Regions from separate parts of the Homo sapiens genome. Here region 1 is linked to region 2. A link is a contact called in ENCODE Hi-C data. All regions are on one chromosome and are shown on one strand. Each heading gives the region's core, a stretch centred on a gene start or an enhancer-like site at or near the end of the contact. The rest is flanking DNA. Distances are from core to core; before and after follow the strand shown. Region 1 overlaps IRS1 (insulin receptor substrate 1). Region 2 overlaps WDFY1 (WD repeat and FYVE domain containing 1).

Region 1 (7,071 bases), core at 4,530-7,029, 2.9 Mb after region 2:
CCAGGAAGACTTTTTATCGGGGCCCTGTGGGGAATCGCCAACTTATCTGGGTTTCCTACAAAGTTGACTAATATTGCTCTCTGTGAGTTCTCTAAAACAACCCCATGAGCACTAATGGACTTTCCTAGGCTCACAGGAGTAAAGTATCCATGGAGCTTTTCCACCTGCCTACTCAACAGCTGGCCTCACAGCTTTGGAGCAACGAGAAAACTCCAGTTCCTACTTTGCAAAAATTGGGGAGGAACAGGAAAGGCTTTCCCACATTTCTCCTCTGCCACTTCCGTAAAAGAACTATGCAGGATGTCTTCATCAGCTGAACATAACAGGAACCAAACAGAAGCCACTTTAAAAAGTAAATCTGTTGAAAACATGGACCTAATTTTTATTGTAAATGGATTTAACTGAAATTTTACACTAGGGAATAAAGCTGAAATATATGAAAAAACTATATTACCTTATGTTTAACAAAGCATGTTTTAATTGAATCTACTAGAAAATTCTTAAATGAACAAAGTTTGATCAAGTGTTCATGTTTTTGGATTACTTTTCCTTCACGTTTCAACTTCGACTTCTTGTTTGGTCATCATGGAACAACCATAAAAAGAATCATTTCTGTAGAAATATTCAAAGGTTTTATGAATTTTCCCAAGGCCCTCTCTTAATCTTATATATATATATATATATATATATATATATATATATATATATTTTTTTTTTTTTTTTTTGAGACAGGGTCTCACTCTGTTGCCCAAGCTGGAGTGCAGTGGCACGATCTCGGCTCACTGCAATCTCTGCCTCCAAGGTTCAAGCAATTCTTGTGCCTTAGCCTCCTGAGTAGCTAGGATTACAGGCGTGTGCCACCAACCTCAGCTAATTTTTGTATCTTTAGTAGAGACGGGGTTTTGCCATGTTGTCCAGGCTGGTCTTGAACTCCTGGCCTCAAGTGATCCACTTGCCTTTGCCTCCCAAAGTGCTGGGATGACAGCGTGAGCCACCACGCCCAGCCAATCCTATACTATTTTTACCATGCATTTTAGAAGTACTAAAGTAGTCATTATCTTTGATTTGTTTCTTCAACAGTTGACTCATCTGCTAGATCTTTACTGGTCATTGACTGCTTGTGAAACCCAGCAATCCACCAGCATTACTTTCATTGACTTTATGAAATGCTGCATCTTTCACAAAAGGTGTATTTCCACACTGAATAAAACTGGATGAAGGATCACTGGTATTAAGTATAAAGAGATAATAAGCAAGGGCAGAGTTTAGAAGTGCTTAGTTCATTAGTGAATATTTTTGTGTCTTCTGCTTCCCTACTAAAACCTTATAATTGCAGGAACTCAAATAATGAAGATCACTCTCTTGCCACCATTCCATATGGTAGGATTCGGTTTCATCAACCCACTAGCATGCCTTCATGAAACCATAGAGCCAGCTGTCGAGAGCAGCTCAAAACAAGAATGATCACAGAATTAACACCTAAAAGCAAATGGTATAATAAAAAACATCATTAAAAGTTTACTCAGCCAACATAATTTTCCAGGAAGTTAGTAAAATCAAGTTAAAAAAAAAAAAGGCAATGAAGGTCAAAGCAAACTCACATTTACCTGATTAGTGCCAAATGTTTCTACTACAGGTTTTGCATGTCACCAGAAAAAAGGCCTGATATGTAGGTGTTAGAGCAGAATAGTATCTAGCCTACAGGAAGATTAAAGGATTAAAATGAACTAATACTCTACTTCCTAAAACATACAGACTTCTACACAGTGCCAGTCAAATGGCAGCCAAGTGTTATCAGCAAGGCTAAATTTGGATCACATAACCTAAAAACCACTTAAGATAAAAAGAGTGCTGAAATAAGCGCAAGCCATAATAAGGGCCAATGAGAGAATGGGTCACGTCAGGTGACATGGTTTCCAAAATAAAAAAAGGCCAACTCAAAATACAAAAGAACTGGGATAAATTCTTGATAGCTGGAATGTTTGGTGGAGGCTTAAAATGAGCACCTTACACCCCACCCCCAACAAAAGGGCCCTTAGCCATTCTTTATAGAATTGAGATCCTGCTTTAAAGAAACCAGAGCACACATGTCTTGCAAGGAATGCATTAATGATCATAACCTGGGTGGCCAAGCATCCAGACAGGCCTGGAACTAGGACTGAACTCTGGTGGCAATACGCAAAGGGCCTGGTTTGACCAATGGGTATCTCAGAAGCTAGTGCAGCCTGCCGCTGTGGCAAGACTAAAAAAGAAACCTTTTGGAGCCACCCCTAAAATAAGCCTCGGTGATGCTGGTAATGAATGTATGAAAATCTAGGGTAGAGGTGGCTTTAGTTCATTATCTAAGAGGTCTCAGCTGATTGGCACTATCAAACTCAAAGGCATGAGGAGTAACACGTCACACAGAAGAAGTCCATGTCCCTCTAGAATAAAACTTAGTAACATGGTGAGTGGTCCAGGCACACACACTGACATTCCCAGGCTTTCATCATACTTTGAATGAAATTCAAGCAACTTCCCATGGCCTATGAAGCCCTGTGAGACCCTAGCTTACTACCCCAATCACACCTTCTACCCCATCCCTGCTGCTCCAGATGCACCGGAACATAGGATCGTTCCCAGCATAGGATTCTGCATCTGCTGCTTCTACTGGGACACTCTTCACCAGCACACAGCCTCGCCCCATAAGTCTCTCCCTTACTTCACTCAGATGTTTGCTCAGTCACTGCCTCCTTTCTGGCTACCCTTATCAAAAATGGCCCACCCTACCCATTCTTCTCTATCCCTTTACACTATTTCATTGGTTATCATTTGTTTCTTCCCTTGGAATAATAAAAACTCCACGAACACAGAAACCTACTATCTGTCTGATTCACCACATAGTCTCTGTTTTCCAAAAATGTGTCTAGGCACATAGCAAATCTCAACAAGGAATGAGATTTGGAATAAATGAATGGACATATACTTGTTGCATTGATACAAATATATTTTATAAAGTAATGAAATATTAAAATAATAAGCAAATAATCATCAATAAGACTAAAATAAACCAAACCAAAGCCAAAGGGCTAATCAAAAATTTGAATGTTTGTGTGCTAAATATTGTACCAACAGCAGCTTAGTAAACCACCCTGAACTCTCCTCTGTACCTGCTGACCTTAAAATTCATGTGAAACTAGGTTCTGGCTGTTACTAAACCAATCTAAATGCCATCAAAAGTTCTCCAAAATCTTGTAGTGGCGCTATCTCGGCTCGCTGCAACCCCCACCTCCTGGGCTCAAGCAATTCTCCTGCCTCAGCCTCCGGAGTAGCTGGGACTATAGGCGCCCCCCACCACGCCCGGCTAATTTTTGTATTTTTAGTAGAAACAGGGTTTCACCATGTTGGTCAGGCTGGTCTCGAACTCCTGACCTCACGATCTGCCTGCCTCGGCCTCCCAAAGTGCTGGGATTACAGGCGTGAGCCACCGCACCCAGCGAATCCTTCTTTAAAGTAACCAGAGCTCACTGAGGCAAGACAGATGGTGCCTTCAGTGACCCATTCTCTAACAACAATGTTGTAACACTTGTCTGCAAAATAGGAACTCATGTTCAATATGTTTTATGTAACTATATTCAATATATTGCAATATTGTTTATGCAACTGAAGAGACCATCAGAACCTAGAAACTAGTAATAGGATTCTCCCAACTCAATACTCCCACTATCACCGAATCACTCTGTGACCATATATTCTTAAAGCACGGAATACATGCCAAAGATGAAAATCCACTAAGCAGAGTCAAAAAAGAGTTATGAACAGATGATGAAACTGAAGACAACTAAGGCCATCAGCCTTGCCCTGCCAAAGATGGTCACTGGCAGTGCAGTACACATGGACACTGAACTCAGGACAGTCCAGGTTCAAATAATCAGTGACCGGCAAGGAAACAGAAGCTGCTGCAAGACTGCCCGGAGTGTCTTCAGAAAGCAATTAGATCTATGGAAGACTAGACCAAGGCAATGCAGGCCTGCAGCACCCCAAGGAACCACAGAGCCATTTCGAGGCTGTCCTTCCAGCCAACCAGACATGGATGGAAGATCTAGACATGCAGATGTTGTTTTAGGTTTCCGACGCGTTTCATGGGAGGCTTAGAAACTTAACTTTCACTTGAAAAGCAACAACTTATCAACCCATCATTATAACCTCAAAGTTGTTTAACAAAGCTATTGTTTTAGTAGGAATGAGGCAGATAACAGGGAAGGACTACTCTTGTCGTTATCTCTAGAAAACTTTCTATTTATGACTCCAGAAAAACAGGTGCATATAAAAATTAGTCATAAGCCAATGGAATGGAGTCTTCCAACTTTTCTGAATTTATCGGTCCATTCACTGATCACAAGTATACATTCATCTTAGTTGAGACATATCAGCCATTGATCGCCTTACTGCCATATAAAGTATGGCCGTTCAAGTCTTACAAAATGTAGCCTCCCAGTTTCACTGCTCTCCTGTCTGGTAAGCAGTGGAGGCACTAGGAAATCTACTCCTCTCCCAGAAAGGATATAGGAGGTTGAAAAAAAAAGAGCAGTAATAAAGTCCTAGCAGTCATGAATGCATTTTGAAAACTTTATGACTAGGGTTGACTATGTCATAGATACAGGCAATTGATTACCAGTGTTCAGAAAGTATTTTCAAGCAGGGCTAATAATCAAACACTCCACATATGAAAGAGAAAACTTCATTTAACAAGCTACCTTTTAAAGCCTTTAATTATTCTAATAAATTATGATTTTCCCCTCAAACATGTGTGAATTGCTGAATGGCATCTTGCCCAATAGAATTTTTCAAAAGAAACTTCAAAAACAATAAAACTAAATATGAGTGTGGTCTACTTAGCTTCTTTGATAAATTTAGTATGATACATTGTTCATAAACTCCTCCACCCTGCCTAATTTTTCCTAAGAGTACTTACCACTATCTGAATTAACTTGATCTGTTTAGTGCCTATTTCTCCCTCTAGAACATAAGCTCAGAAGTGTGGAAACGAAGTCTTATTCCTAGCCCTATTCCCAGCAAATAGTAAAGCCAAAATAGTGAATGGCTTTACAAATATTTGAGGATCAAATGAATGAACAATGACATCTATAACATACAGTCTTTGGACACATATATATGTGAATATGCAACATATATGTACAACATGTTGTATATAAAGATACAAAACAGACAAAGCATTTTACACATGTACAACCTGATGTAGTATAGCATGGGAGAAAACATTAACCTGGAGATAGAATATCAGGGTTTTTATTTTTGTTTTTGTTTGCTAACTCTACCATGTAACAGCTGTATCATCTTAACCAAGTTACTTACACTGTATGGTCCTGAGTCTATTTGTCTGTAGAAAGAACATTCTGAGCTTTATTATCTTTAGGGATACTTTTAACTCGAATATTTTTCTCAATAAACTGGACTCTTTGGAAGGCTGAGGTGGGAGGATCTCTTGAGCACAAGAGTTTGGGGTAAGCTATGATGATGCCACAGCACTCCAGCCTGGGCATCAGAGTGAGACCCTCTCTCTTTAAAGTTCATGTATATATATATAACTTTTGGAGCATGAGAACTAGCTAGATCCTGTCACTGTCAGTGACGGAAGAACGTTGGTAGTGTGGGCTGTGTTGTTTGTGATTTTAAAGGTTACCCTATTTTTATGGGAGGGAGTGGTATATGTAAATATGAGCACATTCTTGGTCCTGACTGTGTTTATCAAGGTCAGAAGGTGTTGGGGAAGGATGACGGTGATAGGGCATGGCATGGCTGCTGAGGAGTTTATAGCTGGGTCCCCTTTCCTGTTCCCAAGCACATGGTATCAGCCGGCTGTCCGGTGGCTCAGTAGGCTCACTGTGTTCCAAAATTACTTCAGAGCATTCGGCTCCACCACTCAAGGAAAAGCAAAATAGAAAATGAGGAGAGGAACAAAGGAGTAGGTTGGAGGAAGGGTGAAATTCATAGGACAGTTTTACAGAGAGCCATGAACCACAGTTAGTTACTGATTTATAATTACCCAGAGGCCAGGAGTTAGAATTTTAGTAGTTTCGTTATTTTGCTTTCCTTACAGCATGGATTATGTAAATTGTTGTATATATGTCTCTTGAATATATATAATACATATTTAAACATACATATAATATACTTAAACATCTATATATATGTTTATATACATATATAAATCCATCTCTTTAAGATGCTCATGCCTTCTGCCTGGCACAGCACACAGCACTGGATCTCTCTGTCAAAGAGTGCTGAGACTCAAGAGTAGAGTCAAGAATTCTACAGAAGAAAACATTCAGCACTCCCCAGTCATACTTTTATTTTCAAGTTTTTATATATAATTAAATCCACAGGAACTATAAAATGCATGTACCTAGCTCCTTTTAAAGTTTAATAAATATATTTCAGCCATTAATCCTGATTTATACTTACAGCTTGTAACATAATTTAGCCCACATGTAGAACTTTGCTTTTTCTATGCCAAGCTAATAAATGCAACCCAGTTTCCTAGAATTTAACAGTACACCATACTCATACTTCATAAAATAAATATCTGAACAAGAGACTCAACACTGTTGTATCTTTTCAGGCACTCAATCTTGATATACTCTTACAGCCAAGAAATCTAGGAAGCTGGCTGAGTTCAAAAAATATTTTTAATAAGGAAGGAACAAAAACCAAAAGCACCCCTATGTTCTAAGGGTGAAAGGGGCGTTGGTGGGATATAACTCAAACCATGACAAACTCTGTGTATGAGAGGCAATTCACAGCTTACAATTTTACTTTCATATGTTATTTCATTTGATCCACAAAACAACATTATAAGACAGACTGGGGCAATATTACTATCTCCAATTTTGTGAACCAGAAAATCAGGTCAAGGAATGACAGTTCCCAGGAGGTGGCAGAATCGGGAATAAAATTCACATCTCCTCTTTTCTTGTCCATGATGGTTCTATACTTTCATTTGATCTTTCACTTATAATAGTCAACCTAGTCTTGCACTAAAACAAATACAGAATCAATACTATCCACACA
Region 2 (6,562 bases), core at 4,017-6,516:
TTCTAAGTACTTTTTCTAAAAGAATTTACCAACGATAAAAAGAGCAGGTTAAAATCTAAGTTGTGAAACCCTCGGGAAAGCCACCAGCAGTGCTGGGCACCAACAGTCTCCTCCCCTCATCATCCAGGGAATACAGCCTTTCTCTGAGTTTTCCGCTCTCTCAGAATAAGACTGAAAAATAATAGGCCAAGAGCCAAGAACAGTTTACTAGCTTTTCTTGCTGCATATAACTAGTAGCTGATAAACGTAAAACACAGTTCGAATAAATCTTTGCAAATATAGTATTATGCATCCTATAATTTATATATATATATACATATTTTTTAGATGGAGTTTTGCTCGTCGCCCAGGTTGGAGCGCAGTGGTGCAAGCTTGGCTCACTGCAACCTCTGCCTCCTGGGTTCAAGTGATTCTCCTGCCTCAGCCTCCCAAGTAGCTGGGATTATAGGCACCTGCCACCATGCCTGGCTAATTTTTATATTTTTTAGTAGAGACTGGGTTTCACCATGTTGGCCAGGCTGGACTCCAACTCCTGACCTCAGGTGATCCACCCACCTCAGCCTCCCAAAGCGCTGGGATTACAGGCATGAGCCACTGCGCTGGCCACATCCTATACTATTGAGCCAATGTATCTGTGTTTAATAATAAAATATTCTAAGCCTTACCAAATAATTTTTAGAAAATTCAAAAAGAGAAATTAACCAGCAGACATGTAATCCAAATTTCCTCTATCTGACTTGTCTTACAAAGTTACCAAAAAATCTCACAATCAGTACGTCTCTGTATTATGGATTGCATTTTATTATTTATAGGGTAGTCTATTTCTTCCACTAGATTACACATTTCTTGTGGGCAAGTATCTTTGTGTACAGTAGCCATAAAGTCTGGAAATGAGTAATGTCACCATTTAAAAAAAAAATAGATGAAAGCCCCTTGATCACTTCTACTGGAATATGCTAAAAATGAAGGTTTAATCAGTGAGAATCAGACTCACAAAGAATCAGAGACAACACAAAGCAGACACATGTGCAGGGACTGGTGGGAATTCTGCATCAACGCATAATGTCTATTACAATGGTGCACAGCACACTGAACAACATATTGCCATAAAGGACAGGATACTGAACAGATCATGTGATGTCATGCAACACAGTAGGTACTGCAATGCAATATCAATAAGCCATTTATTAAATACATTCACTTGAGTTTCCCGACTGTAAGGACACCCTGTAGGTGCCCAACAAATATTTCTGAAGTTAAACTATAAGTCATTAACATCCCTCATGATCTAAAATCTTCTCTGGAATCAACTTTTTTGCTAACAACATCGTAAGTTGTAGATGTCACTTAGAAAAGAAAGATAATGACAGTACAGGCAGAGATGAGAATGGAAACCTTGATTGGAAATCATTTGACGACATCTATAAAAAGCCTTAAGAATGTATATATCCTTGGACCCAGAAGGTCTATTTCCAGAAATTTGTCTGAAATAAATAATTGATCAATCACACAATGACAAGGTCAAGAATATTCACTGCAGCATTCTTCAAAATATTTAAAAAAGAGAATGTACACAGTGCCTCATGCCTATAATCCCAGCAATTTGGGAGACTGAGGCAGGAGGATTGCTTGAGCCCAGGAGTTTGAGACCAGCCTAGACGATACAGCAAGACCCTGTCTCTACCAAAAAAAAAAAAAAAAAATTGAAAAATAAGCTGTGCATGGTAGTGTATGCCTGTAGCCCCAGCTACTCAGGAAGCTGAAGTGGGAGGATCGCTTAAGCCTGGGAGGTTGAGGCTGCAGAGAGCCAAGATCATGCCACTGCACTCCAGCCTGGGTGACAAAGCAAGACCCTGTCTCAAAAAAAAAAAAGAGAGAGAGAGATTGTTTAGACAATTAGACTGTCTGTCTAAAGAACTGGAAGACAACTGAGAAGTCATTTCATTCCACAATTCCACTTTATGTAGGAGGGAACAGATACTTAGAGAAATTAAGGCACTTAACCAAATAAGGTCTCACAACTAGTTAGTGGCCGAACCAAGTTAGAAATTAGGTCACCTGAAAAGAATACTATGTCGACATGGCCTCAGTGAACTAGAACTCAATGGGAAGTAAAAGCAGAGAAATGGAAATATATTTTCCCAGAAACCTGTCAAGTGTTTAGCTATGTCCCTGACAGCAGTCACTGATGCATCTCTCAGGGTTTCCTACAGGAATGCTACGGGACCACAATGGTGCTTCGGAGGACCTCTATGCAGTCCAAATCACTGGATATGCCAGAAATCTGTCTCAAAGTGTTATCTCAGTGTATTGCTCAAGGCTGAGAACCAGCCTAAACGCTGATTGTATATACTGCATGTCATTGGTAGAAACTCTCAAATGAGCAGAGGAAGCAATGCAAAATGACACAAAGGACCTTGTCAGAAATAACCCATTAGCAGAAGGGGAAGCTGGGACTGTCTGCACCTGGACCAGCATTTACAGCTTGCGGGGTGAAAAGCCAAGAAGAAGCCAGGTTCCTGGGGGTCTCCCCCGATCAGCCTGGACTTGCCCTTGTCTCTTACCTCTTCTCTGCTAACATCCATGTTCCACACTGCAATTCCGCCGTCCGAGGAACAGGAGACGAGCTGCCTGGTGAGCTGAAGGTAGCACAGCGACTGCACCTTGTCACTGCAAACAGCACACACAACAGTCACTTGTCTCCATGCGGAAAAACACAGGAACTGTCTTCATTTAGGCTCAAATTGCTCTCCTCATTAAAATCAGCAAGTGGTATTTTACCACTGACTATTTAGCATGGTAAAATGAATTCTAGTATAAACTTTACTTGGCATTTTATAACTCATAATACAGAATGATACTTTCTATAAAATATATGACTACTTTCAAATCGGTCATTAAGAATTGTAGGCCAGAGATTTGATGAGGGCTATGGTTTTTGGGACCAATCAACATGATTTCCCTTTCAGATGCATAAGATTTACCTACTTGTTCAGAAACAAGAACGAAGGAGGTATAACTCCCCTACTGACCACAATTCATATGAACAAGGAGTCAAACACCACAAAGATCACTAGTGTGCACACACAAACACACACAGACACACACAGATGGGGTAAAGACCTCTGTCCCTCCTGCATGCCTGTCATACTACCCCTTAGGATGCCCAAGGAAACAAGCTCTTGGCCTGTTATACTTGTGTATAATATGTTTCCTCAGCTAATTTTCAGCTTGACTGTGATTATAGTAACAGCTGCAGCCTAGCCAAAAAGGAAAGAAAAGAAAGCAAGGTGAAGATGTATTTCTTTTTCTTTCAGGGCTACAGGGCAAGATCCTAAATATACAATGGTATCACTCAGGTGAATTCCACTGTCAAACTAGACAACATTTCTTAATTTAATATCTTTTAGAATAAAAAAACAAAGAACAAAAAACAAGTTAGGCTCCCAGCTCAACAACAGCTTAGTATCATGTTACATGCAACCTTCCATGGTCAAAGTCCTCACCTGCATCTCTATCCTATGCCTGCCTTAATCAGATATTTCAACAGGGTGACTCCTTGAGAGAAAAAGTGGCAAGTGCTCTTTGGACTAAGGAGGAAGAAAGCCCTGCATTTGTTTTTTTGTTTGTTTGTTTGTTTTGTTTAGTTTTTTGCTACTAAACATCAGACACTCGGGGCTGACAGAAAGCAGTTAAAAGTGAACTGAGCCCTATCAATGATAATTGCCATCTTAGAACGTGGGGTTTGCAGAAAGTGGTATCAGACTATTAATGCCTTTCACTAGCTCCCCACTAACTCGGATTCTTTCCCCACCCCCACAAGTGGTCACGCACTGATGGCCCTGAAGTAACAGCGTCCGGCCTTTCCTTCCTCCGATGTCCCACATGATGATGCTGTTGTCAGATGCTCCTGAGAAGAGTAACCGCTGAATAGGGTCCCACCAGAGGCAGGCGACACTACCTAGGGATTTGTGAGAGAGAGAGAGAGAGGGAGGCAGGGGAGAAGTAAAATATAACTCTACATCAGGACGTATACATTTGACAGCTGAAGACCAAACTAGGAGCAGCTGAGTCTTTAAGCAAAAAGGTATCTTCATGGTGTACAACGGGTCATTCAACCATGCTATCATGAGTCATACAGAAGACACAGCACCATTATCCACAGTCATAAGATTACAATTTTCAATTATGCATCAAACTACTTTGGGCCGGGCATGGTGACTCACACTTGTAATCCCAGCACTTTGGGAGGCCAAGGAGGGCGAATCACTTGAAGCCAGGAGTTCAAGACTAGGCCTGGCCAACATGGTGAAACCCTATCTCTCCAAAAAAACAAATTAGCCAGGCATGGTGGCAGGCGCCTGTAATCCCAGCTACTCGGGAGGCTAAGGTGGGAGAATTGCTTGAACCCAGGAGGTGGAAGTTGCAGTGAGCCAAGATAGCACCACTGCGCTCCAGCCTGGGTGACAGAGTGAGACTCTGTCTCAAAAAAAAAAAAAAAAAAAAAAAAAAAACTGCTTGTAATACAAAGATTTTTAAAGAAGTTTTTCGTTCTTCTGTGACAAAAATTACAAAGTAGCTTACATACAAAATGTTCAGAATGAAGAAAAAAATTGCTACTAATATTTAGTGACAAAAACCAGTAAAGTTTACTGTGTCCAACCTACACAAGATAAAAAATCTAGATTATTCTGGGTCTCTGGGACATGGCAGGTGTTTTACCCCAAGATGTCTATGTTTAAGCAAATTACATTAAGTACCACAGAAAAAAGTCTGTTGTACACTACATAATTATGCCAAGTAATTTATGTGAAAAATCTGAACTTCACATTTCATACTTTATATTGGCTAACTTATCAAATTTGAAACCCTTGGGGAAATCTTTCTTTCTACAGGTATATCTTTCAGTAGGTCCTTTCCTTGTTCATCGACTGCTGTTTGTCTAGAAGAAACATTAATCAACTTAGTAAAACTGAACCAGCCACACAAGCTAATAATAATTTTGGTAGGTATATAGAAAATTAATGATGCCATATTCAAAAGCAAACAGAAACTACTTTATCACATACACTTTCCAAAAACAGAACAAAAGTAGAAACAAATATTCTGCAAAGGCTTCAGGGGTTACTTTCACATGACTTTCGACCCTGTGTAATCTATGTGCCATCCATTTCAGTTAGAGGCTTAAGAGCAGATAAATACGGTCTTTCAGCATGAAAACCAGTACCCATTCTGGTAGTTACTAGAACCCATTCTGCCTTTAGCAACCCTGAAAAAACTGGCGAGCCTGGGGGTCATGAGAGAATTAGTCATAAACAGAAAGTGGTTTCTTCACGGGCCTCTGCTTTCCTGCCCAAAGCTATTTTAACTTGCTGTTCTCTTTTCTTCTTTTCCCCTACAGGGTCCTTGATTTGATATACTCCATTTCACCTAAATAGATTACATAGAAAGCATAGTGTACATTTATTATAACTTGTTACAACTGAAACGCTTACTATGGTCATAAATAAGTCCATCATTGATTCTTTCAGCAACTCCCCAGTTCTCCATAAACCAGATGGCCTCAAAGCTTGTACTTTGTGACATATATCAGAATGTGATCTTGTGATCTGTATGAAAACTGCAATCCATTACAGCTTAGCATCTGACATAGTTTAGACATGTGTCCCCTCTAAATTTCGCATATATATATATATATATATATATATATATATATATATATTTTTTAAGACGGAGTCTCTCTCTGTCACCCAGGTTGGAGTGCAATGGCATGATCTTGGCTCACTGCAACCTCTGCCTCCCGGGTTCAAGAGATTCTCCTGCCTCAGCCTCCCTGAGTAGCTGGGACTACAGGCACCTGCCAACGTCCAGCTAATGTTTTTTGTATTTTTAGTAGAGATGGGGTTTCGCCATGTTGCCAGGCTGGTCTCAAACTCCTGACCTCAAGTGATCTGCCCAACTCAGCCTCCCAAAGTGCTGGGATTACAGGTGTAAGCCAACGGGCCCAGCCTCTAAATTTCATGTTAAACTGTAATCCCCAATGTTGCAGGTGGGGCTTGGTAGTTGGCTCATGGGGGTGGATTTCTCACGAATGGTTTAGTGCCATCCCCTTGGTGCTCTCCTTGAGTCAGTAAATGAGCTCCCTTGAGATATGGTTGTTTAAAAGTGTGTGGCACCCCCACACCCCCACTCCTGCTTTTGTCATGTGATGTGCCTGTTCACACCTCACCTTCTGCTATGACTGTAAGCTTCCTAAGGCCCTCACCAGAAGCATGCCGGCACCATGCTTCCTGTACAGCCTGTAGATCCACGAACCAATTAAACCTCTTTTCTTTATAAATTACCCAGTCTTAGATATTTCTTTACTGCAATGCAAGAATGGCCCAATACAGCATCTAATGAAACCTCTTTATTACACATGTGTATGTGGCGAGTCACTCAATACAATCAATGGACTTTAAAAACCCCTCCACAGAGCTTCACCAACCCACTGCACTACAGAAATGAAATTCCACCCAGTAATTCTTTTCCCTCAGTCCCTACACAGGGTATGTTTCCCAAG

Evidence for each region. A loop is a pair of places that touch in the nucleus more often than their neighbours do. Pooled maps may share reads with other maps.
Region 1: a loop to region 2 is called in a map with no recorded cell type, with 16 times the contacts of the local background. The contact joins two enhancer-like sites. A Hi-C loop is called at or near these places in 6 of 37 single-sample maps with no recorded cell type and 4 of 50 pooled maps.

Annotation. Positions count from the first base shown.
Region 1 is chr2:226,765,457-226,772,527 of GRCh38, forward strand. All of the region lies in intron 1 of IRS1 (insulin receptor substrate 1), which reads right to left. Among named protein-coding and RNA genes, the nearest start is that of IRS1, 31 kb to the right of the region's middle. Within about 2 kb of position 5,780, at least 8 of the 41 ENCODE cell types and tissues checked have a DNase peak (open chromatin) inside an H3K27ac peak, as active enhancers do.
Region 2 is chr2:223,891,670-223,898,231 of GRCh38, forward strand. It overlaps WDFY1 (WD repeat and FYVE domain containing 1), which reads right to left. Exons shown (of 12, transcript NM_020830.5): 7 at 3,835-3,961; 8 at 2,565-2,670. Among named protein-coding and RNA genes, the nearest start is that of WDFY1, 50 kb to the right of the region's middle. RefSeq lists enhancers at 4,059-4,118, 4,129-4,278, 4,289-4,348, 5,090-5,149, 5,270-5,469. Within about 2 kb of position 5,267, at least 5 of the 41 ENCODE cell types and tissues checked have a DNase peak (open chromatin) inside an H3K27ac peak, as active enhancers do.